Linked DNA regions of Homo sapiens: region 1 is linked to region 2. The links are chromatin loops, found by intact Hi-C in ENCODE. Cell type or tissue: IMR-90. All regions are shown on one strand.

The links. Hi-C counts contacts between places; a loop is a spot of excess contacts. Peaks named below come from ENCODE experiments on the same cell type or tissue, not always from the same donor. Only the 100,000 strongest peaks of a DNase experiment are listed, where the experiment ranks them.
Region 1: a loop joins it to region 2, with 2.3 times the contacts of the local background. A loop is called at or near these places in 1 of 110 quality-filtered maps.

The regions. Positions count from the first base shown.
Region 1 is chr17:61,308,998-61,311,497 of GRCh38, reverse strand. The region is part of intron 22 of BCAS3 (BCAS3 microtubule associated cell migration factor); the gene reads right to left. Among named protein-coding and RNA genes, the nearest start is that of TBX2-AS1, 89 kb to the left of the region's middle. In IMR-90, a CTCF peak has its summit at 1,480; a DNase peak (open chromatin) is centred at 1,447; H3K27ac peaks cover 2,292 bases.
Region 2 is chr17:61,156,413-61,158,912 of GRCh38, reverse strand. All of the region lies in intron 22 of BCAS3 (BCAS3 microtubule associated cell migration factor), which reads right to left. Among named protein-coding and RNA genes, the nearest start is that of BCAS3-AS1, 22 kb to the right of the region's middle. In IMR-90, a CTCF peak has its summit at 1,191; a DNase peak (open chromatin) is centred at 1,172; H3K4me3 peaks cover 628 bases; H3K27ac peaks cover 1,218 bases.

The sequences.
Region 1 (2,500 bases), 150 kb before region 2:
TGGATTTAAAAAACAAATATCCAAATGTTTCACAGACCAAACAGCCTGACTGGAGATCTCTAATTTGGACCGTGCTGTGAAGGATGTAACTCCATCAACCACAGCAAGATCCAATCTTGGAGAGGTGCCCTCACATAGAATCCCCAATGTCTGATGAGGCTGGAAAGTTTTTCAAAAGAAAGTTGGTTTTAAATTAATGTCTTAAGGTACATCTACATGTGCTGATATGGAAAGTAAGCTGGACTCTCTGTATAGTATGATCTCAAATTTTTAAAAGGAAAAATATATACATATCACATTTAGGCACATTCACATAAGATATGTGAAAATAGTAATAATTTTAAAGTAACATCTACATAGCATTTACTGCCAAGCAGTAATTTTAGGAGCAGGCAGTATTTTAAGTGTTCCACACATATTAACTCACTGAATTCTCACAGGAACCCGAGGATGTAGGTATACTATTTTACACATGAAAAAACCGAGGCACAGAGAGGTAAGTAACTTGCTCAAAGTGACACAACTATTAAGAGACAGGGCTGGGATTTAAAATGGAAGTGAACTGCTCCAGCTCCAAATTCTTATCTCCTGAGCTCAACAGCCACTCATGTCATAGAAGATCCTCATCGGCATTCTACCTGCCTCCCAGAGCCTCCCCTACACACACAGGCCAAAACAACTGGTCATCCTTTTTCTATCACGGTTTTTATCACTATGATGATCTGTTTACACATCAGTCTCTAGCACTAGATGGTGAGCTCTTGGAGGGCGGGGCACAGAGGCCTGCCCCCCTTCATGTCTCTCATACCTCTAATTTTTGGTTCATAGCTCGGCTTAATACTTGGGCTCAGGGGGACAGATTAGTTTCTGGGCGATGATTCGCATGCAGGCTAGAGACAGATTTGAGAGTTCATTTTTTCTTTCTTTCTTTTTTTTTTTTTTTTGAGACAGAGTCTCACTCTGTCGCCCAGGCTAGAGTGCAATGGCACGATCTCGGCTCACTGCAACCTCCGCCTCTTGGGTTCAAGGGATTCTCCTGCCTCAGCCTCCCAGGTAACTGGGATTACAGGCATGCACTACCACACCTGGCTAATTTTTGTATTTTTAGTAGAGACGGGGTTTCTCCATGTTGGCCAGGCTGGTCTCAAACTCCTGACCTCAGGTGATCCACGTGCTGTGGCCTCCCAGAGTGCTGGGATTACAGGCGTGAGCCACTGTACCTGGCCAGAGAGTTCTTTAGATGGTCTCCTTCCAGATTATTCAAAGGATCCTTGGGGTTAGTGGGCCAGAGATGAAAGCTCATACGCATAAAAGCATAGCAGGAGGAAAGGACCGGAAAGATGGAAGCAGGGAGAAAGAAGGGATCGCCTTTGATTCATTCACCCAGCAAACCCATAGCAACTCCCACTGATTCATTAGCCTCTAAATTCCTACATTTATTATTACTACCCATATGGAAGGCAATGACTAATTCTTGCCACATGGCTGGGATATGGCTTCCTATTAAGGAAACACAACCTGGTAGCCTAAATGCTGTAGTTTTTCAAAGGAAAACTGCTTTAAGCATAAGCGTTTCCCTTCATTTTCCCCCTTCATCTTTTAACTACATTTGCTAGTTCATGGCTTCCTTAAACAAGCTGTCATTTGACTTCATGGGCTTCTTCTCACAAGGGTGCAGACAGATTCATGGGGGGCTCTCGGGCTCCCTCTTGTCACCCTGTACTGCCTCCTCAACCCATAAACAGGCCACTACTTTTCCACAGCAGCTGTTCCGCAATCCCAAAGACCCTGGGTCATCTCTCCAGTTCCAGGCTTTGCTCACAGTGCCTTCTGGATGTGTGTGTTTTCCTTGGGACGGAGAACACGCTTCAGGAAAGGAGGCAATACTCGAGATAGAAACTGTTCTTTCTCAGGGAAAACAAACAAATCAAAATATTCTTCCCAGCTATGGTGAAGCTGGGAAGTAGAGGGCAAGTGAGGCAGGGAAGGGTCAGGGCCGCATTGCCGGGACCCCTCTGATGTCCACTTTAGGTCCACAGTTATGCCCCTGTCGGTGGCTTCCTGCTTCCTCTTCTACAGAATGGCAACATGGGGAGTGACACGGTAGTGTTCAGTACTCAGGCATGCTCATCTGCCCATACCAGTTCCGTCAAAAAATGGACACCGCCTCTCCACCAGCCCTTATTACCCTAGAATGAATGGGGAGGACGAAAGGGGACTCTGGGTCTCTTTTCCATCTTGACAATTTTGAGGTGTTTGCAAATCACGTAGAGAGTTATCTAATTCCCTTATACGTATCCTCACATGAGCTAACGTTCTTTTTTCCCTGTCACTAAACCCAAGGCTGAAAAAAGTATTACTCCTTGACGGGCATGGAGGTAGGGAACTAACCCTTGTTTCAGTCAAGAATCACGGACTCCTGAAAGAAAGAGGATTCCATGCTGAAGACACTCAGAGGAGGGGACAGATAGGTCCTCAAAGCCTCTGCTGGGGGAGGCCA
Region 2 (2,500 bases):
AAAAAGGATCTATTTCTGACAAAACATGAACTTCTAATCAAATTTCTGATTAGAAGTTTTGTTATTAGAAGTTCACTTTTGTTATCTGCTAATTTTTGCATTTCGGTTAGTATCTTTAAAGACCTTTATTTTAAATAAATGTAGTCAGACTAGTCTGGCTTTCCAATGAAATCGAAATCAAATTCCTTTATCGGAGCTGCCTTACTGTCTCATGTACTATCCCTCTTTCCCTTTAAGCAAATATCATTATCAGTTAACCCGCTATTTGTGCAACTGGGATTTTATTGTTAAGGCATAGGTGTTGAAATTATTTAAAAGCCTGGATGAAGATAGCATGATATTTGATGCAAGAGTAATGCAATCTGTCTAACCTCAGTTAAAGATTCACTACCAAAATTCCCAACAATTATAATAGCTACATGAATTCAGTAAAATACTTCTTAAAAAGGTATCAGCAAAGTTGGTCCAACTTGATTTTTAGAATAACCTAGAGATTTAGTTCAGCTACATTAAAGCAGCTGATTTTGAGTTAAAGCAAAAAACAAATACCAGCCACAAGTCATGCACATATTCTATCCCTTTTCCTAAAAAAATGACTGAAACACTTGAGAAAAATGTGGTATAAAGGCACAAGTACTAACATTACAAGACATTTGATGGGTCATGTAAAGAATAAGAAATCATCTCCCAGATGTTTGCAAGACAACAAAATAAATCTTTCCATGAATGTAGAAAAAATGTCGGAGTATAAACAAAATATCCATGATTAAATAAAACTTGAGGTGATCCAAACTGACTAGCATTTTACAGTATTAATGCTAATGGTTAGTCTTTTGGCAGGTTTAACAGGTCTCATAAAAAAAAGAGTTGCATATAGGAAGGAGAAGCAAACAGAAAACTAGTCATACATGGTAAAGAATAAGGAAAGAAGAGATATCAAATCAGTCAGAAATATACAATAGCAGTTTTCAATATTGCATCAGGAAATAAGGTAGTTAGAGAAAAGCTGCAATCTAAAACAGAAAACACTTTTAGGAAATGGCAAAATTAAAACAGAAGTAGATATGTAAAATAGATGAATGAAGACAAGGTCTTCCTGCACCAAGGGAGTTGTTTAGGAGAAACAGTGTCCGTTTGTGGCCAGCGATAATACTTTCCATTCAATAGAGTTTGCAGCTTGCTGATTCATATGATTGCAGGCTGGCGCCCTGCTGGCGAGCCTCTCCACTGAAATTAAATCCACTCTCTTCAGTTATAAATTATAATGCTCTATAAACAACACTCCCATTGGGAATGGGGGCGGGTGGGGGGGAAGAGAGAGAGAGAGAGAAAGAGAGAAACAGAGGAAGAGAAGGAGAGGCAAGAATGAAAAAAAAAAAGAGGCAGGGAGGGAGAAAAGAGCCGGAGAGGGAGAGCGTTTCTGCATAGTCCACTCACTGTTTAATGTTCTGCTCTTCTGCAACAAACAAGGGGAGTAAGTCTTCCACAGATAGCACTCCTGCTGTAATTCCTACACTGTTTGATGTAGAGCCCAGAAAGGAAAGTGGGATAGTAATATGAGTCTAAGAGGAAAAGTACTTAGAAATCAAGGAGTATACAAGATGAAGAGAAGATAAAAGACATTTTTATACCTGGATTTTTCAAATATATTACTGAATATATCTTTGGAGTCTCAAGGGAGAGCCAAAATGAATAAAATTATTGAATTCTGTTTTGATAAATTAGATCTTCACATTGTACATCTTTTGATATCCAAATCAATCAGAGTTATTTCCCCCAGATGCACTGGGAAAGCAAAGAAACAGGAAAGAAAAGTTAAAATTAATCCATCCCAAACAGCCTCAGACAAGGAGTCCAGAGCAAAGAGAAAGTTCAATGATTTCGAGATTAACCACATTTGCTTTTTAAAACAAATACGTATTTTGAAATTTAATACTAAATTTATAGGAGAGTGATGCCTCAACTGTTTAAATGTTGTAGAATTTGTTTTTTTTAAGTGTTGTTTCAAAGGAAAAATAATTGCAAATATTAAATTGTGTCAATTACCTAAATCATTCATAAAGGAGTCCATCGTTGAGGTGGTCTGTATGTACCAGCTTCAGGGCATTAACTTATATCCACACTGCAGATTTTTTGTGTGCATGTGAATTTTTTTAGGAGTTACTTATGGTTTATAGCAGGATAGAAACAATTATTGTTATGTGCCAATTAGGATTCCAAGGATTCACATCCACAGGTTACTCATCAACTACAAAAAGACACAGTTTCATATTTAAAAATCCCTCTGAAATTTCTTACCAAATGATGAAACTCGACATAAAAATAAAAGGGGAGGCAGGGGTTGGGTAGGGAGAAGGTGAGAGAGAGAAGCAAGCCCGTTCCAACCTCAGTCTGAACCTACAAAACCAAAGAGACCATTTCAGGTAAGGACACTCAAGGAAAACAGGATCCTCCACAAAGCACGTATTTCCATTTCTCTATCTCATTTTGGCAGACCAAA